7 separate regions of the Homo sapiens genome follow, and regions 1, 3, 4, 5, 6 and 7 are each linked to region 2. The links are chromatin loops, found by intact Hi-C in ENCODE. Cell type or tissue: PC-9. All regions are shown on one strand. Region 1 overlaps TTLL5 (tubulin tyrosine ligase like 5). Region 2 holds the start of FLVCR2 (FLVCR choline and putative heme transporter 2). Region 3 overlaps NEK9 (NIMA related kinase 9). Region 4 has its middle 13 kb from the start of LINC01220. Region 5 overlaps TTLL5 (tubulin tyrosine ligase like 5). Region 6 overlaps TTLL5 (tubulin tyrosine ligase like 5). Region 7 overlaps ERG28 (ergosterol biosynthesis 28 homolog).

Region 1 (4,000 bases), 220 kb after region 2:
GCTATCTAAACAAGCATCATTCAGGAATAGCCAAAACACAAAAAGAGGGAGAAGATGCTTCTTTATATAGCAAACGGTACAACCAAAGTATGGTTACAGCTGAACTTCAGCGGCTAGCTGAGAAGCAGGCAGCGAGACAGTATTCTCCATCCAGCCACATCAACCTCCTCACCCAACAGGTACGGATGGTCTGGGGTGTCCAAGAGCTCTTTGGACCTGAGGATAGAATTAATGACAGGGTACTTTGTCTTTCCCTGTCTTTACTATTCCCATATACTGATGCCTCTTGAATGAGTATTATTAATAGTTGGTTTCAAGCTAAATTATCAAGTTTTTCCTCTTCAAATTTAAAGAAAATAACTTTCTGTTACAGGCATTGTGAAGTAAGTCTGCTACTGGATATGATGTACCTATTTCATGGATAAACAGACTTGAATGTTCATCTGTAAATATAATTTTAAAGGATCTTTAAAAATAAGTTCTTTTCTTTGGTAAAATTTTCCAGTGAGTTCTAGTCTTATAAATCTTTTTACCAGAATTTTATAACATTACCCTTTAAAAAAATTTTTTTCTATACTGCCTCTTATTTCATGATCTCAGGATGTTTTATGGGTAACTGATTAATTTCATATTTCATTATACCCTTATCCAATATAATATCATTCTCCCCATTTTACAGATGGGGGAACCTGAGGCTGAAATAAGTGATGTGATCAAGGTCATTCAACAAGCTGGGTGGATAGAAATAAATAACAGGATATTGTCCTTATGCTATATAGATATTAACAATCTTGCAACACAGTGAAGGTAGATGACACTTTCAAGAGCTTTGTGAATTCTCTTTGTCCTTCTTGCTGGTTATCCCTATGGTGTTTAATTGAAGGAAAAGCCATATCTCTTATTCCTTAATGTTAAATGGCATCAAAGTCCTCCAAAGGAATTATCATAATTTAACTCCACAGTTATATTTTGCTATGTTGCTGATGTGCCAAATTCCTTAATTGGTAGTAACTCTGTAGTGATAATCAAGTCTCGAAAAAAGTGAAGCTGAAAATTACTTTAAGTACATGCTAAAAGTAGGCAACACACTGCTCCCTGGTGGTACCCTACTTATCTGTATAAAATTTAGGACCAAAACTAAAGCTAAGCCTCTCATGGAATTAGTTTTACTTCAGCCTCATCCCAGCGTGTGAAGCAGTAATTATTTTCTTTCTCAAATCCTTAGTTGTTTGAAGGGAGTAAATAAGAAGGCCTAATGTGAAATAGGAAGCAAAGAATATTATAAGAACAATGTTGATTCTTGGAGGGAGTTGGGTAGTTAGATTTTAGTGATAGAATTATGGGAAGAGGGAATAGGATACTAAGATATGATGGGAAGGAATTTTCAAATTAAATAAGTGGCTATGAGACGGGAAAGGCCAGTGCTCTGCTACACTTTTATCATTGGGTCACTAACTAGATTATATGTTTCCGGTTTATAAATGGGCAGCTAGAAGCACCAAGACATTGAGATTTTGTGATTGTAGTAAAAAAAAAAAAAAAATACCCAAAATAGCCAATATTAGTGCTTACCTATCTAGCTCCTATCGTTCACTAGACTGCAAAGCCTACAAAGTGAAAAGATCCTAATCCTGTAGGAATCCAAGGTGACTGTATCCTGATTGGGAAGTCATCCCCCTTCAGTTCATTTTTTTCGTCTATAAAGAACTTCAGTGCCAGCGAATTAAAAGTCCATTAGACTATGGTTTGTAGGGATCTGAACTTGCCATTAGATGTCAGTGTTAACTTTTAGAGTCTTGGTAATAGGGTGGTCAGTACTGAGGGAGGTGCTGTAGGATGTAATAAGCAGGATGGAGTAGTGGAGAAAGAGCTAGATTAGCCATCCAGAGACTTGCCACTGACTCCTGTGTGATCTTGAGCAGTTCACTCCATTGTTATTCTGACACTGACTCCTGTATGATCTTTGGCAGTTCATGCCACTGTTCTGTCACTGATTAGCTATGTGATCTTGGACAGTTCACTCTACTCTTCTGACACTGACTAGCTGTGTGATCTTGGGCAGTTCACCCCACTGTTCTCCTGCCACTGACTCCTGTGTGATATTGGGCAGTTAATTCCATTGTTCTGACACTGACTAGCTGTGTGATCTTGGACAGTTCATTCTACTCTTCTGACACTGACTAGCTGTGTGATCTTGGACAGTTCACTCTACTGTTCTCCTGCCACTGACTAGCTGTGTGATCTTGAGCAGTTCACTCAACTTCTCTTAACCTCAGGGTCTTCACTGATTGATGAGGAAAATACAACAGGGTCATGAGGATATTATGCAAAACCTCTAAATGCAATATATGTGGAAAATATTGTTATTTCAGCCATAAAAGGCTTTCAATAGTAAATGGCTTCTAATTTGGTTAGAAACAAGTTTTTAGATAAAGTGTACTTTTTAGTAGTTTTTCAAAAATTATTGTGGGTACATAGGTGTATATATTTATGGGGTACATACGATTTTTTTTATTTCAGTAGGTTTTTGGGGGAACAGGTGGTGTTTGGTTACATGGATAAGCTCTCTAGTGGTGATTTCCAAGATTTTGGTGCACCTATCACCCAAGTAGTGTACACTGTACCCAATGTGCAGTCTTTTATTCTTCACCCTCCTTCCACCCTTCCCCCCAAGTCCCCAAAGTCCATTATATAATCCTTGTACCTTTGTGTCCTCATAGCTTAGCTCCTACTTATAAGTGAGAACATATGATGTCTGGTTTTCCATTCCTGAGTTACTTCACTTAGAATAATGGTCTCCAGCTCCCTCCAGGTTGCTGCGAATACCATTATTTTGTTCCTTTTTATGGATGAGTAGTAGTCCATGGTGTATATATATACACACCACATTTTCTTTATCTACTCATTGATTGATAGACATTTGGGCTGGTTCCATATTTTTGCAATTGCAAATTGTGTTGCTATAAATATGCATGTGCAAGTATCTTTTTCATATAATGACTTCTTTTCCTCTGGGTAGATACCCAGTAGTGGGATTACTGGATCAAATGGTAGATCTACTTTTAGTTCTTTAAGGAATCTCCATAGTGTTTTCCATAATGGTTGTACTAGTTTACATTCCCACCAACAGTGTAAAAGTGTTCCCTTTTCACCTCTTCCATGCCAACATCTATTATTTTTTGACTTTTTAATTATAGCCATTCTTGCAGGAGTAAGGTAGTATTGCATTGTGGTTTTGATTTGCATTTCCCTGATAATAAGTGATGTTGAGCATTTTCTCATATGTTTGTTGGATATTTGTATATCTTCTTTTGAGAATTGTCTATTCATGTCCTTAGCCTTTTTGATGGAATTATTTTTTTCTTGCTGATTTGTTTGAGTTCCTTGTAGATTCTGGCTATTAGTCCTTTGTTGGATGCATAGTTTGTGAAGATTTTCTCCCACTGTGTGGGTTGTCTGTTTCCTTGCTGATTATTTCTTTTGCCTGCAGAAGCTTTTTAGTTTAATTAAATTCTATCTATTTATCTTTGTTTTTGTTGCATTTGCTTTTGGGGTCTTGGCCATGAAGTCTTTGCCTAAGCCAGTGTCTAGAAGGGTTTTTCTGATGTTATCTTCTAGAATTTTTATGGTTTCAGGTCTTAGATTTAAGTCTTTCATCTATCTTGAGTTGATTTTTGTGTAAGGTGAGAGATGAGGATCCAGTTTCATTCTTCTACATGTGGCTTGCCAGTTATGCTAGCACCATTTGTTGAATAGGGTGTCCTTTCCCCAGGTTATGTTTTTTGTTTGCTTTGTCAAAGATCAGTTGGCTGTTAAGTATTTGACTTTATTTCTGGGTTTTCTATTCTGTTCTATTGGTCTATGTGCCTATTTTTATACCAGTACCATGCTGTTTTGGTAACTATATCCTTTTAGTATAGTTTGAATTTGGGTAATGTGATGCCTCTAGATTTGTTCTTTTTGCTTAGTTGTGTTTTGGCTATGCAGGCTCTTTTTTGGT
Region 2 (4,000 bases):
ACATGTTTTTTCAATGGGATGAATACAGAATATTTCTCTCTATGTAGTATCTACCCAATATTTATAGAGATGACCCCAACACCCTACCCCCCACATTAGGAATCAGCCAAGAGTCATCCCTACCCTGGTGGCTCCCAGAATATGATCATTATTATTGAAAACAGTTTATGCATATTAGCTTGTTTAATTCTCACAGCAATTCTATGAGGCAGGTTTTTGTTTGTTTTGTTTTTTTGTTTTTGAGACAGAGTCTCGCTCTGTCTCTCAGGCTGGAATGCAGTAGTGCCATCTCAGCTCACTGCAGCCTCTGCCTCCCAGGTTCAAGTGATTCTCCTGCCTCAGCCTCCCAAGTAGCTGAGATTACAGGCATGTGCCACCACACCTGGCTAATTTTTGTATTTTTAGTAGAGACGGGGTTTCACCATGTTGGCCAGGGTGGTCTTGAACTCCTGACCTCAAGTGATCCACCCATCTCGGCATCCCGAAGTGCTGAGATTACAAGTGTGAGCCACCGTGCCAGGCTGGAGGCAGGTATTTTTAATCCTTATTTGATAGATTCAGAAACTGAAGAATAGAGAGGTCAAGTGACTTGCTCAAGATACCAAAGCTAAGAATGACAAAACAGAGCTTCAAGTCTAAGCAGACCCAACCCAGATCTCACAACAGATCCAGCTCGTTCCACCACAAAAGCAATTCCAAATCTCACTTGAATCCCAGGTTAGACCCCTTGGAATCTCTCACCAAGCTGAAGGGCTGCCCCAGAAGAGCTCATGGGAAAGGCCACGTGGAAGGAGCACCCATTTTATTGCTGCTTGTTCTGATGCTATTTCACTATAGGACGCTGAGTAACACACCCGCCTCTCCAGGCCTCAGTTTCCTTATCTGTAAAATGAAGTTAAGAATATATTATGAAGAGTTTTGGAAGAGGCCCATGATGACCGAGGGAAAAGAAGCAGTGAGAGGTCTCAGAAGGCCTTCTAAAAGAACAGAGTTCTGTGCTCCCTGGAGAATGATGGGAAACACAGGAGGAATAGTGACAATACGAGATGTTAAATTACTGTAGAAATTCTTAGATCTGAGTCTGAACTCCCTCTCCAAATATTCCATTATAATCCAAGACTCTATAGTTTCTACCAAAAAGTAGGTGCCTTCAAGCAGGGAGTGATCATTTGAATCTAGTTCTCTCCTGGGAATCAGTGGTTCTAACTTGGCTGCACGTTTGGATGACCAGCGGAGCTTGTGACATGCAGATGTTCAGGTCCACCCTCGGAGATCGCTAAATGGGGTGTTGCCCGAACACTTGGGATATTAAGAGTTTCTTCATATGATTCTAATGTGCAGACAAAATGGAGAGCCACTTCCCAGAGCTTCAAGTTATTCATTTTCTGGTCTGAAGTTTAACAAAGAAAAAAAAAATAAAGAAGCAGTGATGCCCAGTAGCTCTCAAAATTTAATGTGTAAACAAATGAATCTCCTGGGCATCTTGTTAAAATGCAGCTTTCAATTCAGTGGGTCTAGGTTGGGCCTGACAACCTTCTTGGTTGTTTTGTGGTTGCCGTTTTGTTTTTTAAGGCCTTAACACTGGAGGGGATTCTGGCCTTCTAAAAAGCTCCCACAGGTGCCCACGCTGCTAACCACAGACTGTGCTTGAATAGCTAGGCTACAGCTTGAATGATTACAGACTTGAACGAGAATTATGGCTCTTCTTGCCAGCTGGGACCTTCAGAAAGAAGTTACTTCACTTCTCTGAGTCTGGGTTTTCTTGTCTATAAAATTTAGGCCAGCAATAGTAACTTTATCACAGAATTCTTGTGATGCATAAATGAGCTAATGCATTCAATTTGTTTAGCACTGTACAACAAATGTTAGCTTTTTGCTAGGATAGCCAGCATTCGCGGAATGCTTACTATGTGGCAGGAATTTTCTAAGTGCATTCGTGTATTAATTCATTCAAGTCTCAGAACAACACGGTGAGGTAGGTACTATTATTTCATCATTTCCATTTTACAGATGAAGAAACTGAAGCGCAGAGAGGTGGAGTTCCTTGGTCTACAGTGGCACCTCATTGTAGCTAAGCTGGTGTTTGAACTCAGGGAGAATTTGGGCTCCTTACCAGGATCCCTCGCCAAGGACAGAGGTCAGTGCAACGAGTCGAGGGTTTGCCCTTTGAAATGGGCTAGGACCGGCAGGTGGCAGACTAGGGCTGCTTGAGTTCAAAGACCGCTTCCAAGACCAAGCCCGGAGCCAGCTCTGTGCTAAGCGTTCCATCACACAACCGCGGACAGCTTCTTCGGCTTCTTCAAACTCTCCTTTCCCTCCCCCGCACCCTAGGGTCTTCGCCCAGAATCCATCAGGAAAAATAGCCCCACATAACAGGTTCAAATCTAACCTCCCCAAGACAAAACCACGTCCGCAGGGAAAGAAGCGAGTAAAGCGAGTTTTCTGTAACTCCCCTTTAACCCAGGAGCGCAACCAGCCCGGGAAATCTACAAATCTCTCTTTAGTTCAGCAAAGGGCTGGGAGCCTAAGCCAAGGGGGAGAAAGTTGGGGAATCCCTCTTGAATTCCCCAGAACACTTAGGTGGCGCCGGGCTTTGGTGCACGCGCGCAGGGCATGCGGACAGGCACCGGAGAGGCTCTATTTTGGGCATTACTTCGGGAAGGCGGATCTTCTTGCAGGGTCCGCTGATAGCGGGTGGCAAATGAATATGAGGGGCAGTGCAAAGGGTGGGGGTTAACCGGGCGGTTTCCATGGCGCCCGGGGCGTGGGGGAGGAATGCATCCCGCAAGCTGTGGCGAAACAACTGCTCTGCCCGGAGGACCGGGCTCGAGAAGGCAAGAGACACTGGGTCGGGGGTGGAGTGGTGGCGGGGGGGTTGGGGGCGGAAGAAGCCAGGCAGGACGGGGGCGGGGCGGTCACGTGTGCCCGACTGGGCGAGGCCCCAAGCTGGCCCGGGAGAGGACTCTGCGGGCGAAGTGGCTGCGCAAGGAGAGAACTTTTCCTGCACAAGGAACGCCTCGTGGGGAGACCCAAGGCAGGAGCGGTCCGGAGCCGGCTGCGGCGTGTGCGGCCGGCCTTGGGACAGCGATCGCCGCGGGTGGCAACAGAGAGCCCCAAGCAAAAGTGGGAGCAGGAGCTTGGAGGTGAGCACAGGAAGCCCCACTTGAGGCTTTTACGCAGCCTCTAGTCTCTGTTTCTTCTGGAATAGGCAAGTGTCCTTTCAACTCTAAGAGACCAGCAGAGGCCACTGTCCCTTAAGACTGCCGGAGTCCTCACCACTTCTCCAGGATTCCAGAGGAGACTGTGGCGATGGTGAATGAAGGTCCCAACCAGGAAGAGAGCGATGACACCCCTGTGCCGGAGTCCGCACTCCAAGCGGACCCCAGCGTCTCGGTCCATCCCAGCGTCTCGGTCCATCCCAGCGTCTCCATCAACCCCAGCGTCTCTGTCCACCCCAGCAGTTCGGCCCACCCCAGTGCCTTAGCCCAACCCAGTGGCTTGGCTCACCCCAGTAGCTCGGGCCCTGAGGACCTCAGCGTGATCAAGGTGAGCAGGCGCCGTTGGGCCGTGGTCCTGGTGTTTAGCTGCTACTCCATGTGCAACTCCTTTCAGTGGATCCAGTACGGCTCCATCAATAACATCTTCATGCACTTCTACGGTGTCAGTGCCTTTGCCATTGACTGGCTGTCCATGTGCTACATGCTGACTTACATCCCTCTGCTCCTGCCAGTGGCTTGGCTGCTGGAGAAGTTCGGCCTGCGCACCATTGCTCTCACTGGCTCGGCTCTCAACTGCCTGGGGGCCTGGGTGAAGCTGGGCAGCCTGAAGCCGCATCTCTTTCCGGTCACCGTGGTGGGCCAGCTCATCTGCTCTGTGGCCCAGGTTTTCATCCTGGGCATGCCCTCCCGCATCGCTTCCGTCTGGTTCGGGGCTAATGAGGTTTCAACAGCCTGCTCCGTGGCTGTCTTTGGCAATCAGGTAGGTAGAACAGTTTGTGAAT
Region 3 (4,000 bases), 450 kb before region 2:
TCAGCCTCCCGAGTAGCTGGGATTACAGGCACGCGCCACCATGCACAGCTAATTTTTGTTATTTTTAGTAGAGACTGGGTTTAACCATGTTGGCCAGGATGGTCTCGATCTCCTGACCTTGTGATCCTCCCAAAGTGTTGGGATTACAGGCGTGAGCCACCACGCCCAGCTTTTTTTTTTTTTTTTTTTTTTTTGAGACAGGGTCTGGCTCCATCGCCCAGGCTGGAGTGCAGCGGTCTGAGCTCACAAGCTCACTGCAACCTCTGCCTCCCAGTCTCAAGCCATCCTCCCTCCTCAGCCTCCCAAGTAGCTGTGACTACAGGTGCACACCACCCAGCTAATTTTTTGTATTTTTGGTAGTGACAGGGTTTCACTATGTTGCCTAGGCTTTCCTCAAACTCCTATGCTCAAGTGATCTGCTTGTCTTGGCTTCTCAAAGCGCTGGGATTACAGGTGTGCACTGTCCCTGGCCAACAAACTCATTTTAAAATGACAAAACTGCTGGGCATGGTGGCTTAAGCCTGTAATCCCAGCACTTTGGGAGGCGGAGGTGGGCGGATCACCTAAGGTCAGGAGTTCGAGACCAGTCTGGCCAACGTGGCAAAACCCTGTCTCTACTAAAAATACAAAAATTAGCTGGGCGTGGTGGCGCATGCCTGTAATCCCAGCTACTTGGGAGGCTGAGGCAGGAGAATTGCTTGAACCCAGGAGGCGGAGGTTGTGGTGAGCCAAGATGGCACCATTGCACTCCAGCCTTTACTCCAACAAGAGTAAAACTCCATCTCAAAAAAAATAATAATAATAATAAAAATAAAATGAGGAAACTGAGGCACAGAGAAGTTAAGTTTCTTGCCAAGGTTATAGAGCTAGAAAGTAGAGAAACTTGGTTTTAGAGTCTATTTTCTTAACAACTAGGCTATATTGCTATCTTACAAGCAAAATGATGTGAAGAAATCAGGGACCAGATAAATAGGGCCATGCTTTACTATATATTACTTTCACTCAGTTATGATCTTTGGACCACTTTTCAATAGGATAGCTTTAGCTGAAGACAATATAAATAAATATCACCTATAAGATCTTATTAAATACTGTATCAAGTGCTGCCAAGCCACACTCTGGTTAACTAATGTCATTTCATAAAGAAAAACCTTGAAAAATAAAGGTAAAATCCAACCAAAGAAAAGATAGTTTGAAAATGGAACTGTAATCACAAGAGAAAATTTGGGTATGCAGGGGAAAATCCCTCTCCTTATTTCGTACACCACTTCAAAAATTCTCCAAGGCCTGAAAAGTTTCTCTTAAACTCTAGAAATTCATTTAAAGTTTTTATCACTGTATATGTCTCTTCTTATATTCTTCTCCTCAACGTAATTATGAGTCTAAGAAAGTCTTGCTGGAAAAGTCCCACTGAACTCTATCTTACCATTACAATATTCCAGCTCAATCAGCAGCGTGGTATTGTCCATGAAGTGATTGTAGTAGGCAATAATGTTGTCGTGCTGCAGCAGTGCCAGAATAACAATCTCATTCAAGGCATCACGACGTTCCTTCTCAGACAGCCGGGTCAAATCGACTTCCTTCCACACAACCAGTGAGTCATCCTAAACACAGTAACAGAGGTATCGTGCTTTTCCTCTTGCCTGGCAGCAAATGAATCCACACCTAGATCTGTAAGCCTAGAAGGAAAACTTCCTAGAGGGGCACAGACTGACTCCTCTTATTTTTTCCTTTTAACAGACTTTAAAGGTTATGTGTACAATTTAGCATTATAATTTATTGCAGGACAGGGGAAGTAAAGCATTAAAACGTTGTTGTCATACTTAATTTGCATGATGTCAGTTCCAGGTAAAAATATGGGCTGGGGATAGATCTCAAAAAGATTCTATTGAGGATACTATGACAGACTGCTAATCATGATGGTGATTATGGCAGGGCAAGAATACTGGAGAAGCAGAGAACTGGGGAGCAATTATCTATAGCTGGTCCCAGCTTCTAAAATGAAAATACTAAACTTGCCTCTAGTTTTATAAATTTAGACTTCCCTAGTGATTTTCACCTACCCTTTCTGGATAAGAGAAGTCATGACCCCTTTTGCAACTCTATAATCTCCTCTCATACTTTTATGTATCCTGTAGCTCCTGATGTCTACTATCTTTTTTTTTTTTTTTTTTTAAGAGATAGGGTCTCACTCTGTTGCCCAAACTAGAGTGCAGTCATAGCTCATTTCAGCTTTGAACTCCTGGGCTGAAGCAATCCTCCCACCTCAGCTTCCCCAGTAGTTGGGACTACAGGCACGCACTGCCACACTCAGCTAAATTTTTTTTTTTTTTTTTTAAGAGATGGGGTATCACTGTGTTGCCCAGGCTGGTCTAGAACTCCTGGCCTCAAGCGACCCGACCACCTTGGCCTCCCAGGTGTTGGGATTATAGGCATGAGCCACTGTGCCTCGCCTCATTCTTTGCTGACCCTGCTTCCTAGCCCAGGAGCATCTCCACCTATGTAACCCTCCCCATCCTTTTGAATGCCTCTGCCAAGCCTTTACAGTGTTTTTGAAAAGACTCTGATGAAGCTTTTACTGTAACCATGTCTTTAATTTTTAGACCCCATACACTGAAATGATATTTGTTCATTCTTTTCATATCTCTACATATGCAACTTAATGCTATTTGTTTACTAACAATGGTCAACTTATTTTCCTACTGAAATATAAGCTTCTAGAGAAAAAGAGTGCTTCTGAACTTTTGTAAATTCACAGATCTAATAAATATTTGGTGATATGGACAACGCTATGCAATTTTTGGGAAGTGTAATCAAATTTAACTCAAAACCAACCCAGTAATCAAGTTCAACAGGATAATAATAAAAAGGCAATGGGCAAGATGTGAGACTTTAGTTCTAGTCCAAGATTTACTTGTAACTTAAGTGAGCAAGTCACTTAAGTATACTGTTTTAGTTTCTCTAACTAAAATATAGAAATAACAATCCTTATCTCCTCTTTCTCATTTTGAGTGCAAAAAAGAAAACAGACTACTAAGAATAACTAACTCTAACATCATACATTAACGTGGCATCAGGATAAAAAAGAACACTTAAAAATATTCTCTTGCAACCACTTCTCTCCTTCTCCATCTTTCAGCCTTAAAAGTATGCTGGCTTGGAACACACACCAGAACTGCAGATGGATTTCCGACGGATGAATCACCTTCAGCAACCCCAGCAAGTTCTCATTAAATGTTTACCCTAAAGTAAGATTTTATGATCAAATCTAGTGTATCGTTAGTTTTTGGAAGTAGAATAATCACTGCAGGGTTTTACACTAGTATATATTAACTTGGGATTCCGTGATCCATGGATCTCTCCAAAGGATGTGCATATGTGCAAATGTGTTGATGGAGGGGGCAAGATTACTTTGCTTAGGTTATCAAAGGGGTCCTTGTGCCCCCCAAATTAAGAACTAATGGCTTAGAATATACCAACAAAGTATTTCCCATGCATAAACCCTGCAAGATAAACACTGATAAAGAACCAACACACAAAGATCTTCCCAATGAGCTTCAAGAAAAGCTTCCAACTGAGTGATCACTGCTGAACTTAAAGATAATGACAAAAATAACGGAGTTGCCACGGGTGTGGGGATTTTGAAGCTATGCCCCTCCTCCTCACCCCGACCTTGGAGAACTATATATACAGCATGAGAGGAAGGAAGTTTTGGCAATACCTCACATTCGTATACCACTTTAATTTACAGAACAGAGCCTTCGTTTGATTCTCAAGATAATCTTAAAAAAAAAAGAAAAAGATGATTTCAAGGTATTATCAGTAAGCCCATTTTACAGATGGGGAAACTAAAGCTCAAGAGACGGTTAGGTGACTTAGGACAATCAAAAATGACTAGTCAAACCAATGATCTAGCCAATTTCTAGTGCCGGTGAGTGGGAAGAGTGGTGAAGACCCTAAGACATATACCCCGTGGGCGCCTAAAGCACTAAGCTCACGA
Region 4 (4,000 bases), 270 kb before region 2:
GGATTACAGGCGTGAGCCACTGTGCATGGTCTTGTGTGTTTTTTTTTAATAGTAGCCATCCTAATGGGTGTGAGGTGGTATCTCACTGTAGTTTTGATTTCCATTTCCCTAATGTCTAGTGATGTCGAACATCTTTTGTGCTTATTTATTAGCCATTTATATATCTTCTTTGGAGAAATGTCTATTCAAGTCCTTTGGCCATTTTTGAACTGGGTTGTTTGCTTTTTTGTTGTTGAGTTTTAGGAGTTCTTTATATATTCTGGATATTAATCCTTTATCAGCTATATGATTTGCAAATGTTTTATCTCATCTTGTGGGTTGCTTTTTCACTCTGTTGCTAGTGTCTTTTCTTGCACAAAATTTAAAAATTTTCATGAAGTCTAATTTGTCTATTTTTTCTTTTATTGCTTATGCAATAAAAGTGTCATATCCAGAAAAATCATTGCCAAATCTAATGTTGTGAAGCTTATCTCCTGTGTTTCCTTCGGTGAGTTTTACAGCTTTAGGCCTTACATTTGGGTCTTTGATGCATTTTGAGTTAATCTTTGCATATGGTGTTAGGCAAGTGTCCAACTTCATTTACACGTGGATATCCAGTTTTCCCAGCACCATTTGTTGAAAAGACTGTCCTTTCCCCATTGAATGGTCTTGGCACTTTTGTCAAAAATCACTTGATAATAGTCAAGTTAATTAATAATTATATTGATTAACAATTAATATAATTATAAAATTATATTTTATGACTACATTGGTATAAAGAAAAATATATTAATATTATATATTAAAACTTTTTTTCAGGCTGGGCATGGTGGCTCACGCCTATAATCCCAACACTTTGGGATGCCAAGGCGGGTGGATCACCTAAGGTCAGGAGTTTGAGACCAGACTGGCCAACATGGTGAAACCCTGTCTCTACTAAAAATACAAAAAATTAGCCGGGCGTGGTGGCGGGCGCCTATAATCCCAGCTCCTCAGAAGGCTGAGGCATGAGAATCGCTTGAACTTGGGAGGAGGAGGCTGCAGTGAGCCGAGGACATCACACCACTGCACTCCAGCCTGGGGGATAGAGGGAGACTCTTACTCCAAAACAAAACAAAAAAAATAAAACTTTTTTTCAATGTAAAAGTTAATTTTTTTCTTCTGATTTTCAAAAGAAATGAAAACATGTTTATGTATTCCTAAACATATCCTGGGTCTCGGGCATGATACCTCCTGTGTGAGCCCTGCTCTCCACACGGTGGCAGGGTTCTGTCTCTTTATGATGTGTGCAAGATGACACTAGATGCTATGAGGACCATCTGTTTTTTAAGCAGGTAACCACACTGAACATGTTAAACAATATGTATCATGTGCTGAGTGTTTACTGTGTGCCAAGTGCTTCAAACTCATCATTTAAGTTAAAGAACAGCCCTGTCAGATAGGAACTACTCTCTGCCCTCCATGGCCAGCATATACAAAGAGGTATATTTTTCCAAATGCTTCCATACATTGTTTCTAAATGTATATTACAGTCCATAGTATGAGGGACACCAGGGGACCCTCCAGTGGGCGCTACAAGATCTTAGGGAAGAGGGAAGCTGAGGGTGGGCTTTGGAGAAGAGTCATTACAGAGATGAAGTGGCAGGTGGCATGGAAAGGTATTTGGGAAGTGCGGAGGTGACAATAAGAACGGCACATTGGAGCGTCATGAGGAGACTTCCCAAGATGGAAGGGACTTGAGGTCTGGAACCGAGGGTGACCGGCAGGGTGGGTTTTGGAGAGTGAGAAACGTGGGCCCAATCTAATGTTCAGTGGAAGGTTCTTTGTCTCCCTAAGCCCTAAAATCCAGCGGTAAATCATCAATAACATAGCAAAGTTTTAGCCACCTTCCCTGTCTCAGTTCCTTCTTTGTTAAATGAGAGTCACGGTGCTTGCCCTGCAATCTCAGAGACTCAGTTCAAATGATTGTCAGCCCCACAGGTGGGGGAGCCGGTGTCTGATTCCGGCTGTATTGTCAGGGCCTCAGTGCTCAGTACAGGTTTGGTGGAGGAATGGACGCCATAGCCTACAATCCCAAAAGCTGCAGCCGCAGGAGGCAGCGTGGCTGGAGAAGGGTCCCGAGCCAGAAGAGGGCGCTCTTCAGCAAAACAAGGTTTGAAGGAAACCGCCAGGATGTTTCTGCAGGATGGCAGATGGAATTCACTTTAGGCTTTAGGATTTAGCAGGTCAAATCATTGCATTCTTATATCTAAACCTACCTCAGCCCTGGTTTCCTAACTAGAAAAAAGGACTAAAATGCAGTTTATTTCCTCTTTTTAAAAATTGTCCTCTTAATGCTTTAGGCACCTAAGAGAGATGCAATTATTTTTACTTTGGAGAGGCTTAAAAGAGCCACTGATTTCCTATAGCTCATGATTCTGCAGATCAGGGATGAAGGCAGGACTTGGCTGGGAATTTTTCTGCTGATTACAGCAATGACTGAGATCCTCCGTGGTATTCAGCGGCAGGATGAACTGGTCTGGGGGGTCTGAGATGGCTTCACTCACATGGCACAGAAGTAATTTTACATTTTGTGTGGTTATTTGACCATTGTCTGTCTCCCTTACTAGTCCAGAGGCTCCCAAAGGGTAGGGATTGTGTCTTTCTTGCCTATCATTTTATCCCTAGTGCCTAGCACAGTGCTGACCCATTAGAGTGTTTAATAAATATGTGTTAACTGACTCAATGATGTGATTCTTTATTTTTTATTTTTTATTTTTTTTTGAGATGGAGTTTTGCTCATGTTGCCCAGGCTGGAGTGCAATGGCACAATCTTGGCTCCCTGCAACCTCCACCTCCTGGGTTCAAGCAATTCTCCTCCCTCAGCCTCTTGAGTAGCTGGGATTACAGGCATGCGCCATCATGCCTGGATAATTTTGTATTTTTAGTAGAGACGGGGTTTCTGCATGTTGGTCAGGCTGGTCTTGAACTCCCAACCTCAGGTAATCTGCCTGCCTTGGCCTCCCAAAATGCTGGGATTACAGACATGAGCTACTGTGCCCGGCAATGATGCGATCTCTCTCTTTCTTTCTCCTTTCCTTTCCTTTCTTTTCCTTTCTTTTCTTTTCCTTCTTTCCTTCTTTCTTTCTTTTTCTTTTTTCAGAGTTTTGCTCTTTTGCCCAGGCTGGAGTGAAGTGGTACGATCTCAGCTCACTGCAACCTCTGCCCCCTGGGGTTCAAGTGATTCTTCTGCCTCAGCCTCCCAAGTAGCTGGGATTATCGGTGCCCACCACCACACCCGGCTAATTTTTGTATTTTTAGTAGAGATGGGATTTTGTCATGTTGGCCAGGCTGGTCTTGAACTCCTGACCTCAGGTGATCCACCCGCCTTGGCCTCCCAAAGTGCTGGGATTAGAGACATGAGCCACCGCACCCGGCCTATGATGCAGTTCTTATGAAAAGTGTCGGGATCATCAGAAAAAAGGCATAGGTGGGAGTTGCTGATGATAGTAGCTCAGTAAGTATGCAAATTGAGCTAAGCCCTTTATAACCTGGCTGTTGGTATTATTTATCCCCATTTTACAGATGAGGAGCTGAGGCTGCTGTTACACAGCTTCAAAGGTTGATGCACAAGAAACATCTTTTTTTTTTTTTTTTTTTTTTTTTTGAGAGACAGAGTCTTGCTCTGTCATCCAGGCTGGAGTGCTGGAATGCAGTGGCATGAGCCTCTGCCTCCCGAGTTCAAGCAATTCTCCTTCCTTAGCCTACTGAGTAGCTAGGACTACAGGTGCACGCCGCCACGCCCAGCTAATTTCTTTTGTATTTTAGTAGACATGGGGTTTCACCATGTTGCCCAGGCTGGTCTTGAATTCCTGAGCTCAGGCAATCCGCCTGCCTCGGCCTCCCAAAGTGCTAGGATTACAGGCGTGAGCCACCGCGCCAGGCCAGAAACATCTTTTTTGTATCTCAAAGCAGATGGCTGGGTGCGGTGGCTCATGCCTGTAATCCCAACTCTGGGAGGCCGAGGTGGGCGGATCCATTG
Region 5 (4,000 bases), 330 kb after region 2:
TAAAAGTTTACACCTCTCCCTGAGACCTGGGAAGCGTGTGCCTATGTAGGAATCCCTAAACCATCTTTGAAAGGTATTTAGCCCATCTGGTCCAGTTAATTCAATCCGTTAAACATGATATTGAGTCCAAGACTATAGCAGAAGTCTGTTTTCTAGTTCCTTAATTCTTCCTGTAAGTCTTGCCTGCCAGGCTTTCGGCTGTGTGACTGTTCTCTCGCAGTCTGAATGAGATAGTGATTCGTCCCAGGGCACTGTTGAAAAACAACTCAGAGTCCTTTCCTATAGATGGTGGCTTAATGGCATTCTTGGTATTATGAACATTAAATGAGATAGTGAATTGAAAGCTCTTAGCAGAGTACCTGGAGTACTCCATGAATGTGGTTTTTCCTTGACTTACCAACCTCAGGCTTTATATTAGTAGTTTGCTGTGGAAGGGAAGTTTTAGAGTCAGCAAATTTGGAAACTTGAGAAGGAAGCTGGAGTGAGAGCTCTTGGCCCAAAGCCAAAGTCGTTGGCCTTCCTTCTTTATAACTGTGGTGTTCTTCTTGAGTTCTGAGGTGGTGATGGTAAACTAAAATAGCAGAGAGCAACAGATTAGATAACTGACATTTCTCTCATGCTGATTTGATAATGTAAACTACCATTACTGTAGGAGTCTGAAGCCGCAGCAGCTGCCCTCATCCCTGCCCCTTAGCTTCTGCCTAAGCCTTTCCTGTTCTGGAGCCCAACCTCTCCCTCCTTTTATTTTTAAGCTCTTAGTAGTCTGCAATTGGTGGAAGGGACCTTACCACCTTTAGAAAATCAATGATGGATTTCATGTGCAAGCAGTGAGCAGTGTCCTTATTAAATGTTCGTTGTTTCTGGCCCTAGTAAAATGTACTATAGCTTTGTGCTTTTTGGATGGGGATGGGGCAACAGCACATCAGTGTGACTCTGACTGCCCACTTCGTTGGGTCCCTGAGACAACAAGAGAAAGGAACATTACTATATAGTAAACCCTGTGGAGCCAAAACCCTAAGGATCTAGATGTCACTTTAACTTTCAAGCAAAATTACTTGCCTGGCAGCTCTCAACAGAATGGCCTATTTTCATGATCAGATTCTTACTCTTTTCACCACGTGTTGTATAGTTTTTGGAGCTCCTGGGTGGATCTGGAGTACAGTCACATAAAACCCCTGATTGCTCCCCAGATTTTCTTTCCAGAGCCAGAGGGGTAAGAATTTGGGTTGATCACCCACTTTTACGCTGTTCAAAAGCAAAAGAGAGACTGTGAATTGGAATTTGACAGGAAGTGGGGTGGCGTTATCTGGGGGAACGGTGATCCCCTTAACCTAGTTTCAGATTTTACCTTGTGTCCTTTGGGCCAAAATCAAATGTAGTGTTAAGTAGAGATACTTTTTTCCATTTTTCAGGATCTTTGGATACTCCCCAAGTTATTTTCGCCACATCCAAACCCTTGCCCACACAATCTGAAGCCCTTGCTACAGTTATAGGACAGAGAAAATCAAAGTCGGTGAAGTCAGGGCCAATTTAAGGTAACGGTAAGAATAAGAGCATATTTTTATCATTTTCACTTGCTGACTTTATACTACAGCAAGAGACTTAGTGGCTACCAAAAGAAGTTCTAGCTTCTCAAAATGACAGTGAAGTTGGGGCTTTATAAACCAAAACTTAGAAGGATGCTCCCAAACTGGGTCAAAGTTGAGCTCCAAATAGTTTGCTCCTATAATGGTCTACCAGTAGGTGGCGCTGTGGCAGTAAGAACTTTCTCTACTATTACTAGAGGCTTTTGTTTAAAAATACGAGGATTTTAAGACAATTCAAATAAAGAAACTAAAACCATAATTGAGTTATCACAAAGTATAACATAATATATGGGAAAACATGATATTTGAAGGTAAAGTTGCAGTAGTTGCAAAAGAGAATGGATATTTATTATTAAGGCTTTTAGACTAGAATTTATAAACTGGACTTTCAGATTATGGGAGGCAGGGAGGGAACAAATTTTTTTTCAAATTTTGGTGAGGTTGATGAATTGTGTTTTTGCTGAGTTACTTAAATAAACATATGCTATAATTAGCAGCAAAACAAACTGTAAACCTCATCCTCCATCCAACCAAAAAAAGCTCATACACCGAAGGCATGGTCTAACTTGATTTTGTGAAGCTGTTTCCACACTTCACCAGCACTGCCGTCAGTATTTTGTTCCCAGCCATGGCCTTCAAAATTTTCCAGAAAATTCTGCGAAACTTCAAGGCTTTGATAATTCCTTTCCTCTTTGTTCTGCCCTACACACTGATGCATTAACGGCACACCTGCCATGAGGCTAATACTCTTCTTACCTCTGGGGGAATATTTATAAACTTATTTGAGAAACGTTATTCATCAGAATACCCCAGGAGTGCAAAAGAGAGAGGAAAATTATTTACCCACCACAGGATTCATTTACATTGGATCAGCAAGCTTCAAATATCTTTCCCTAGCCCATCTAAACTCTTCCCAGAAAGGAATGAGAAGAGAGAAGGGAACACCAAATCCATGGCTTGGTCATATACCAAAATTTACTGGAGAAACTGAAAACAACCAGAGTTCTTTTGGTAATTCTTAGCCAATGGCCCTTTAATTCTGATACTAAGCAGCCTGTCCAATGATGAACAACTAATAAAATATAGAAGACTAAAGCAAGAAGGTCAGTATTTCCCTTAGGAGACTGGCAGCCAGAAGAACAAATGTGACACCAAGCTCCAAACTAAACTGATGGCCTGCCAAGAAGTACTCATGTCCATCTGCTTCTAGGACTGTGATACTTGGACCTGCCACAGTTATAATATCACTTTCCTTGAACCTCATTCATTAGTATCCTTTACAATCCACCCTGAACATTACATGGCAAAATGGGACCATCAGCAAAAGAAGCCTTGGGAAAGAGCCCATTTCTCAACATTTTGATCTCTGTTGCAGATACAGCCATGCTGAGCCTGAGCTGTGTATAAGCGAGGGATGACTGATGCTGTGCTTTGTGATTAGCTGAGGCGATGAGACAGCATGTGTGTATGGACAAAGAGGACAGAGTGGATCAGAGGGTCTCAGAAGTCCAGCTCCTATGACACGACTGTCACTGCTGGGAAGCTGCAGAGTCAGGCCCACCAGCCTGGCATGTGGCCGATGGCAGTGGGCTGCATCTCTTGAGCAGAAGAATTAGGTTGTTTACAAAGTGAGGAGGCAGAACCCCACAGGCCTCAGCCCTCACCTGAAGCATGCTTTCTTTTTATTGCAAATGCAGTGCAGGCAGCAGAGGTCCCTTCAACCATAATCACGAACGAATGTCATCACCGGCCATGACAGTCCTAGAACCTCTTCATATGTGGGTTTAGAGAGGCAGTCAGGTTAGAGAATTTGAGTTGTGTTTGCATTACATGTTTTATAAAACTGAGAAAAACGTCAGTTGTCCTTATCAGAGTGGAGGGAGCTGTGCTGAAGGATATTAGGAGCAAAGCCTGTGTATGACCCCTGTATGCTGCCCAGGGCAAGTGTCATATTTAAATACCTACATTGTTCTTTGTTTTCTTAGATTCTGTATTTGTCTGTTCATCAGAGGGCTAATTATATTAACTATATTTTCTTATTTTCTGTATGTATATATATATTTTTTTAGACAGGGTCTTGCTCTGTTGCACAAGCTGGAGTGCAGTGGTGTGATCACGGCTCACTGCAACCTCCGCCTCCTGGGATCAAGCGATCCTCCCACCTCAGCCTCCTGAGTAGCTGTGACTACAGGCATGTGCCACAATGCACAGCTAATTTTTCATATTTTTAGTAGAGATGGGGTTTTGCCATATTGCCCAGGCTGGTCTCGAACCCCTAAGCTCAAGCAATCCACCTGCCTTGGCCTCCCAAAGTGCTGGTATTACAGGCGTGAACCACCACACCTGGCCATTTTCTGTATTCTTAGTGCCCTGGCATTTGGGATCCTTGCAGGCCCAGGCGAGAGAGTGCCTTT
Region 6 (4,000 bases), 130 kb after region 2:
TGGGCCATACCTAAAATACACTAACAATAGCTGATGAGCTTAAAAAAAATTGCAAAAAACTCATAATATTTTGAGAAACTTTATAAATTTGTGTTGGGCCACATTCAAAGCTGTCCTGGGCTGTATGCAGCCTGTGGGCCTCAGGTTGGACAAGCTTGTTATAAAGCATAGCAGTTTAGGAGGTGATTTGCATCTGTGAGTGGTCACGACAAGCTAAAAAAGCCTGGTCTGTGTATGTTTCTGTATTTTAGAAAATGCAATTGGAAGATGGGAAATACCATGGATAAAAGAAGGCTACCTATTTATGTACAGGTGCTTTGACAGATATTATTGTACTCTGACAACTATTATTTTAGAATGGTCTTTTAATGATTTTAGAGACTTAGTTTTTTTCACATGTATCCTATGACTTGAAATCAGTGAGAGCAGACTAACCAAACCTCGCTGGTGGAGCTCTGTGTTCCGTTCGCCTCTAGGTGGCAGTCACAGCATTTATAAGTCCTGTCATATTCTTAACTGAGATTTTGAGTTTGAGCCCTGGGAACATTGGAGACTACCAAAACTCCCTAGTTCTGGCCTCTTCCTTGAAAATTGAGAAAGGGAAGAACTGAAACATCTCGCAGTTATTAGATAAAGGGCTGGACCAGGCATCTGAACATGAGCTGACTACTAGCTCTAATCAGGTTTTTATAGGAAAGAAATTGTCGATAATATTTGTAGACACACGTGCTCTCACGTTTTGAAGTATCACTATACAAAATTAGGTATAAAAGCCTATTCCTGGCCAGGCGTGGTGGCTCACACCTGTAATCCTAGCACTTTGGGAGGCCGAGACGGGAGGATTGCCTGAGGCCAGGAGTTCAAGACCAGTTTGGGCAACATTGTGAGACCCCATCTCATTAAAAAAAAAAAAAAAAAAAAAAAAAAAGACCAAGAAAAAGCCTATTCCCTATATTATTTAAAACAAAATGATGGTAAAATACAGTCCTGACTTCTCAGATATGCAAGGTTCTGAGGATTTTCAGCTTTATAATTTGAGACTTCTGAGCTTTCTCTCTTTTGTGTTATGAGTTTCATCATTCTCCTTCCTCTGCTCATCCTCACCTTCACTTCTCTCCTGTGTCAAGTTTTAGAAACTGATTATGTCCTGCCAAAAATTGGACTTTGGGAATAGAGAAAAGAGATGGAGGTTGTGCTTCACTGTTTCTCAAGGACATCATAGCAATATGTTTTGCTTAATATTCCAAAGATATTTTCACCTACAATATTAACAGCCCTCTCTATGGGTAAAATTTGGCATAATTTTAAGACCTTTCTGGTTCAGAGCACAACATGAGAACAACAGTACCAATGTTTATTATAGAATTTACTACAAATATGCAAGTGCTTTGGCTACTGGTTGTGTGTTGGAAGTCAGAATCTACTGAATTAAGTATAACCCTTTTGCTTCCAGCAGAAACAAAAAAATTTATACACACACACACACACACACACACACACACACACACACAATGGATGTTTTTTCACAGAATAATTAGAAAAACAGCTTTTAAAAAACTCAGACCAAGTAGAACCAGAAAGCCACATGAATTTTCAGGGCTTTGGTTAGGTTTACCTGAAAGTGTAGGTGAATATAAAAGCTTTATCAAAGCTTTACAAAAGCATAACGCATGGCAATATGATGCACTGTTTGCGGGAGTCCTGCGAGGGCACATTGTTCCGTGCAGTAATTTCAATGTGCCTAAGTTCTTGTGTCTTCACTAATTATGTATCTTGACATTCACTTGCTTTGTTGTAACCCTCAGAGTCTGTTCAACTATGTCGATAGTCTGTAGCATCTCCAGATCTGCAGCTTTTAGTTATCTTGGGCCACATGTAATTTATGTAGACATAACTGAAGATCATCAGTTTGGGATGAGATTATTGGGTTACGTTGAGGCTCAACAAGAAAAACCATAATCTTTCCTAAAGAGACGGAACAGGAGGCAAATACAATTCATTTCCTTCTTTAGAAATGAATTCCCTTACACCCTATCACTTCTGTTTTGGACCTCAAATTAATACTAGGCGACAGAAAGATTAAATTCATTTCACAAGACAGTTTTGTGATATAAGTTATTTTGTGTAAAATTTTTTAACACAAAATTAAATTCGTGAAAACCCTAGTTTCTGTATAGATGAGTGTTTTCAGTTGTCCTTATTGTTTTATTAACATAAGAAGTGGGAGAGCTCTCACTGTTTTCTCATGTGTGGGTATAGTATTGAAGAAGTGTTGCAATTGTCCCCCTGGTATTTGGGTGCAGCTTTTTGTGATTCCCACAGTAGCCCTCAGAGGTCCCCTGTGCTTTTGAATTTTACTTGCGTGTTGCTGTTTTGCACCACCAGGGGACACTCAGTTTCCACAGAGGGGTGCTATGCTCTACCAAAATGGTGCAGATTCTTTTTCCTGTCAGGGGTGGACTCCAAAAAGATTTTGTCCTGGATTTTACAGCTTTAGGTGGATCCAGTATTGGGTTTAGATGAGTTGACAGAGCCCTTTCTGAGATGAAGCTAATAGCCAGATTTTCACTGAAACAGGAAAAATAAAAATTTCAAAAAAATTAAAACAAAATGGAGTTAAAAACTAAATATGTTGCCAGAGACCCAAAGATAGGCAGCTCTAGCAACTTGGGGGGCATGCAAGTATCCATCCAGGGAGCTGAGTTCCACCCATGCGGCGGAGGTGGGAAGAGAGGATTCTGGGAAGGTCCCGGTTGGAATGGCCTTTTTTCTGCCTCAGCCATATTATTCAGTGGAAATTCAGAAAAGACCCCAAAACATTTGTAGTGCCTTTCCCTTTCTCCCCACCCCCAGTTCCTTCTTCAGTAGCCTTCCTTGCTAATTAACACTGGCTCTGCAGGGATATTTACCTTTTCTCTGCTGGATTCCTGTGGTTTTGAAAGAATTCAGGTACTTGCTGGTTGCCAAGGAATTCAGATTACCTCACAGGCTGCACACTGTCCAGAATCTGCCACAGCAGCAAGTAGGGGGGAAGAGACACCAACAAGGGGGAGAAAACCCTTTCCAGTGCTCATTGTCACCCTCCCTGGCAGGCCCTTGCTGTTTGTGAAGTTTGAGTCATTTCTGGCTCTAAAGACAAGGGATCAGGCTGGTAATCCCCTCCCAGACGGCTCTGTAGGGCGCTGCCTAGTCACTGCAGCGCTTTGGCAGTCTCCCGGCTGCAGCTGGTTGACAGCAGATCAGAGAGCTCTTGGGCCTCTTGTTCTCTTCCATAAGATTTTTCTGGGTCAGGCCAGGATGAAACCCAGTGGCTCCTGGCAAGGCTGCCTGAGGTGCTGTCTCTTCATTGTCCAGGCCTCTCTGACTCAAAATGCCTACACCTGTTGAAGGATAACTCATGTGCCACAGCGAGGTCGAGGCTGGCCTTCTCTTTTCTTGGTACATTTGTAGTGAATGTTTGTCAGAAAATATAACTACCAAAGAGGATGTTAAGCTTCTACATCTAGAATGCCTGTGACTCTGACCATAAGAAGATATTGGTATCAAAAAAAAGTTTTTAAGAAAACAGCAGGACAAAAAAAAAAAAAAAGAACATGTGGGGTCATATTCTTAGAAGAACAAACTGGTTTTTGAATAGGGGAAGAGAGTTTAAAAGATCCCACTAACTCTCTGCTTTCCTTCTTGTTTTGGTTCCATATTGGTAAAGATCTTGGAGCAAGCAACTCCAGTGCAGTTTCAGTTAATGTTTGCCAAGTCCCTACCATATGCCAAACATTGAAATCTTTTCTCCACACAGACATTCAGACTTTTAGACAAATTATCTTGATTCTCTTGATCAAATTATCTTGATCACTATCTTGATTCTCAGTGAGAAACATTAGAAAGCGAAAAGGAAATGTAACTTGTGATTTAAAAATTTATTGTCAAAATAAAGATATTGTCCAAAACAATTCATATTTGTTTTCATTGTGGTTAAAAAGGGGGGAGGGGGCGGCAAATA
Region 7 (4,000 bases), 77 kb after region 2:
TATTCTATTTATCCAAATTGGTTGACTCTGCAGTCTAATCCCACCTGGCAGGCATCTGGCCATGCACTTGTCGGTGTTTATAAGATGGATGCCACAGAACGAACGGCCTCATGGGGAGTAAGGAGCAAGGACACCTCTGGGGCTTTTAGATGCTCTTGCAATATACGTTGGTTACTTTGTGCCTTAGCCTAGAAAAGTAGTCACATTGAGGACATGGTGACAACCTCATGGGAAAAGAACTTATCTTTCAGCTTTGACTATAAGGTAGAGAAGAGACAGGCTACTAGGTGACTGACCACTTTGTTTGCTGATATCTTTTTAGTATAAAATTTTTTAAAATTATGAAATACTTCAAACATACAAAAAAATTACTGAACACTATAATGAACACCAATGCAACCAACACCCAGCTCCCTCAGATCTTAACATCTTGACATTTTGTTTCAGACTCTTCTAATAAAAACTTACAGAGAAGAGTTAAATCATCCTGTGTATACTTATCCTGCTCTAAGTCTGTTCTCCCTCATCCCCACAAGTAACTGGTATCTTACATTTGATTTGTATCTCTCCTGTGCATATTTTTACACCTTTTTTTTTTTTTTTTTTTTTTTTGAGACAGACTCTTGCTCTGTCTCTCAGGCTGGAGTGCAGTGGCACAATCTTGGCTCACTGCAACCTCCGCCTCTTGGGTCAAGTGATTCTCCTGCCTCAGCCTCCTGGAGTAGCTGGGACTACAGGTGCACACCACCACGCCCAGCTAATTTTTGTATTTTTAGTAGAGATGGGGTTTCGCCATGTTGGCCAAGCTGGTCTCAAACTCCTGATCTCAAGTGATCTGCCCACCTTGGCCTCCCAAAGTGCTGGGATTACAGGCAGAAGCCACCCGCGCCTGGCCCATTGTGGAAACAATATGTATGTGTGTTGACTTTCAGTCTCTAGTTAGGGAGGGAATAGGATCAGAATGCACATCAGAAGTGCATCGATCAAAGTCCTAGGCTAGAAAGGTCTAGAAACAGGAGTCAGCGTTTGCAGCTGTCCTGTGTGGGGAGAGGTGAAAGTAAATGGTAACTGAGGTAAAGATAAGTCTGGGTCAGGCCGGGCACAGTGGCTGAAGCCTGTAATCCCAGCACCTTGGAGGCCAAGGTGGGTGGATCACGAGGTCAGGAGTTCGAGACCAGCCTGGCCAACATGGTGAGAACCTGTCTCTACTAAAAATACAAAAATTAGAGGGGCATGGTGGTGCGCGCCTGTAATCCCAGCTACTGGGGAGGCTGAGGCAGGAGAATGGCTTAAACCCAGGAGGCGGAGGTGGAGGTTGCAGGGAGCTGAGATTGTGCCACTGTACTCCAGCTTGGGTGACAGAGCAAGACTGTCTCAGAAAAAAAAAAAAAAAGAGATAAGTCTGGGTTGTCTTCGCTCACTTCAAAAGCACAACAATCAAAAGATATATCCCTCATACTCATCAGCAATTCTTCATTGTGGTACAGGTCTTTAAAATGATTGTTCAATCCTCCCTTCCTCTTAGTCACCCTGAGAGGTAGAACAGATATCTATTCTCATTTTATGGATGAAGAGGCCAAGGTGCAAGGAAGGTGAATAATGGACTTGCTACTGCAAAGCTAGTTACCAACAGAACTGGGCCCAGAACTAAACACACTGCTTCCAAAAGTATGTGTCATTCTAGGACAAGTAAACTGCAGGTTCAAGTTTGAAAAAAAATTAAAAAAAAAAATAAGGTTGAAGAGATCAAACGGCTAATAGCCCTGCTTCAAATCTCACTTGAGTCAGTCTTTCTTTAAACTAACTGTATCTCTAATATTTAGATGTGCAAAATCAGGAATGAAAATCATGACCTCCAGGGCTGCTAAGAAAAGACTTAATCAAGATCACGTAGATAAAAGCTCAGCATAATAAGAGGGGCTCAATAAATATTATCGCCTCCTGTTTTCCCCAGATGCCAAGAGCCTGGATAAGACAGAAAAACATTTTAATGTGAAGTTGGCATTCAGATAGCCTCCCTCGGTGACCTGAACAAACTGTTTCCACCTAGAGTGTGATGATGACTCCCGCTGGGAAGAAAGCTCGAGCCCCCTCTAGTGGCCAGCACTGGTTATGGCTTCTGATTGCCTGCAATTGTTCCACCCTGGTCTGTTTGAGTACCCAAGACAGGTAGATTCAGGAGCCCTAGCTTCTCTTTCACCCTCACCTGCTGATGCTGCATACACATACAACAGTTTACTTGTGGGTTCCTCTTTTTTCATGGATTGTGATTTCTGTTCATTCCTGCTTCTTAAGGAGGAATGTGAGAAAGGTATGTGTGGGTGGCTACTCTAAAAAGAGCATACCACTCTACTTCTTTAGTAGAAGAAGGGCTGATTCTTTCATAAAGAAGTGGAGGGGCATGATGCAGGCCACTGGATAATGGCCTGCCAGTTTGCTATGTCAGTTCCAAAGAATTTTCAGACTTTAATGAAGACCTGTTAGGTCTACTATGTTTTCTAGGCTTGGAGGGAATGTAACCTGTGAGTTTTTTATTATTCACATTCTAAGCTAATGCATTAAAATGATTAACAGTTCCCATTACTCAAGGTAACAGGTATGCCTCGCATCTGATTTCCAACAAAAGGATGCTAAAGCTCTTCCTTCCCTTACATACGTCTTGTTGTGAATGTCAATGGCACAGAGGCAGCGAATCACTGATGAGAGCAGCGTCCAGATCCCAAAGGTCCGAGCTTGGAGGCCATTCACTGTGTAGCAGAAAAAAGCAAGAGTGTTCAGAAGGGGAGACTTGAGGTTCCTTCCAAACTCCTCCTATTTCACTGGTGGTTCATGGGAGATAGGGAGCTGGACCTGACCTCTCTGTGGCTGGGCAGGATGGAGGTCCTAGTGGCAACATGGGAACTAGAAGGAATAGAAGGAATTCCAGAATGAGAACTTCTCAGATTCTCTTCAAATGTCTACAGTTGGAAGGGAAGTTCCAAGAGTGGAAACCCACAAAGAGCCCAGTTAGGCAAATAACTCCTAGATATAGTAATTTACCCCTTTTGTCCTGGAAGCCTAGAGGGTCTGGATCAGGACAGGTTTTGGGGAACGTTGTAGAGACTGATCTGGAAATGCAAGATGCCCAGGAGGCCAGCAGACTTTCAAGGCTGATCCAGGAGAGAACTCAGAGATACTGGGGACCAATTTAGATGCCCATATATGGTCTTTAAGATATGTGAGTGCCTGGGTCTCTTCCTGCATCCAGATCTATGCTGTTGGATGAACCAATACCAGGTTGGTTTCCTGTGTGCATGGCAGTGGGACAAAGCACTGTTTCTTTGGTGTTTGCTGGGGGCATCCTGCTGTTGGTAGCTTTGTTCTGACATTGCTGTATTAAATATCTTGTCCTGAAAGTATAGGTCATATTCCACCATAACAGTGGTTCTTGACTTTGGGCATTTATTACAATCAACTGAGGTAGTTTTATAAAATTACAAGGCCTGGGTACCAGACCAACTATATCGTATTCTCTGGAGGAGGGCCCCAGGCATAAGTATTTTCTAGAAACTCCCTGTTTGGGTAATTTAAATGCAAAACCATTGAGCTAAGGCATCCAGTGGCTCGGGGATGCCAAAACAGTGAAAGCAAAGATACTTCCTTTGCTGGTCTACTACCTGCTGAGTAAGATAAATTTTAAGGGACAAAATTGACAACTGAAAAGTCTACTAATGTTTACTTGGGCTTTAAGGATTTTTCCAGCCTTTGGAAAATCAGACAGCTCTCCCAAATTCACAATACTGAAGACCATTAGATGGTAGTGAGAAAAAATTCCATATGCCAACCAAATATCTAGCATTAGCCCTGGATAGCTATATTCTTTATAAACCAATTTGATAATGAGAAGACTAAGGACGTTTCTCTAGTTAAGAGTACTCAACCAGCCCTAACCAGATTAGGTATGAGGTGAAATTCTGTGGGACACTTTAGAGCACTGCTACTTTCAGAAGAGTACCATGAA

Evidence for each region. Hi-C counts contacts between places; a loop is a spot of excess contacts. Peaks named below come from ENCODE experiments on the same cell type or tissue, not always from the same donor. Only the 100,000 strongest peaks of a DNase experiment are listed, where the experiment ranks them.
Region 1: a loop joins it to region 2, with 6 times the contacts of the local background. A loop is called at or near these places in 3 of 110 quality-filtered maps.
Region 3: it touches region 2 in a loop (4-fold over the local background); 17 of 110 quality-filtered maps call a loop at or near these places.
Region 4: it touches region 2 in a loop (6-fold over the local background); 54 of 110 quality-filtered maps call a loop at or near these places.
Region 5: a loop joins it to region 2, with 8 times the contacts of the local background. A loop is called at or near these places in 2 of 110 quality-filtered maps.
Region 6: it touches region 2 in a loop (15-fold over the local background); 5 of 110 quality-filtered maps call a loop at or near these places.
Region 7: a loop joins it to region 2, with 9 times the contacts of the local background. A loop is called at or near these places in 108 of 110 quality-filtered maps.

What each region holds. Positions count from the first base shown.
Region 1 is chr14:75,792,922-75,796,921 of GRCh38, forward strand. It overlaps TTLL5 (tubulin tyrosine ligase like 5), which reads left to right. Exons shown (of 32, transcript NM_015072.5): 27 at 1-179. Among named protein-coding and RNA genes, the nearest start is that of TTLL5, 130 kb to the left of the region's middle. In PC-9, CTCF peaks have their summits at 1,029 and 1,831; no DNase peak of the experiment used is centred here.
Region 2 is chr14:75,575,664-75,579,663 of GRCh38, forward strand. It overlaps FLVCR2 (FLVCR choline and putative heme transporter 2), which reads left to right and starts at 2,957. Exons shown (of 10, transcript NM_017791.3): 1 at 2,957-3,978. The coding sequence starts at 3,310. FLVCR2-AS1 (FLVCR2 antisense RNA 1) reads right to left here and starts at 3,925. Exons shown (of 3, transcript NR_110552.1): 1 at 2,114-3,925; 2 at 742-882. RefSeq lists an enhancer at 2,063-2,122 and a silencer at 2,833-2,902. In PC-9, CTCF peaks have their summits at 2,172 (motif pointing right), 2,378 and 3,262 (motif pointing right); DNase peaks (open chromatin) are centred at 2,228, 2,808, 2,948 and 3,238; H3K4me3 peaks cover 1,976 bases; H3K27ac peaks cover 803 bases.
Region 3 is chr14:75,122,620-75,126,619 of GRCh38, forward strand. It overlaps NEK9 (NIMA related kinase 9), which reads right to left. Exons shown (of 22, transcript NM_033116.6): 2 at 1,427-1,604. Among named protein-coding and RNA genes, the nearest start is that of NEK9, 2.4 kb to the right of the region's middle. In PC-9, no CTCF peak of the experiment used is centred here; DNase peaks (open chromatin) are centred at 1,602 and 3,212; H3K4me3 peaks cover 1,778 bases; H3K27ac peaks cover 2,788 bases.
Region 4 is chr14:75,305,872-75,309,871 of GRCh38, forward strand. No RefSeq gene overlaps it. Among named protein-coding and RNA genes, the nearest start is that of LINC01220, 13 kb to the left of the region's middle. In PC-9, CTCF peaks have their summits at 1,240, 2,093 (motif pointing right) and 2,299; DNase peaks (open chromatin) are centred at 1,260 and 2,100.
Region 5 is chr14:75,905,143-75,909,142 of GRCh38, forward strand. The region is part of intron 31 of TTLL5 (tubulin tyrosine ligase like 5); the gene reads left to right. Among named protein-coding and RNA genes, the nearest start is that of TGFB3, 75 kb to the right of the region's middle. In PC-9, CTCF peaks have their summits at 1,751 (motif pointing right) and 1,951; a DNase peak (open chromatin) is centred at 1,719.
Region 6 is chr14:75,708,928-75,712,927 of GRCh38, forward strand. The region is part of intron 9 of TTLL5 (tubulin tyrosine ligase like 5); the gene reads left to right. Among named protein-coding and RNA genes, the nearest start is that of TTLL5, 50 kb to the left of the region's middle. RefSeq lists an enhancer at 2,952-3,061. In PC-9, CTCF peaks have their summits at 469 (motif pointing right) and 2,403 (motif pointing right); DNase peaks (open chromatin) are centred at 484, 2,384 and 3,044; H3K27ac peaks cover 886 bases.
Region 7 is chr14:75,652,230-75,656,229 of GRCh38, forward strand. ERG28 (ergosterol biosynthesis 28 homolog) reads right to left here. Exons shown (of 5, transcript NM_007176.4): 3 at 2,657-2,747. Among named protein-coding and RNA genes, the nearest start is that of ERG28, 6.6 kb to the right of the region's middle. In PC-9, CTCF peaks have their summits at 2,093 (motif pointing left) and 2,292; a DNase peak (open chromatin) is centred at 2,082.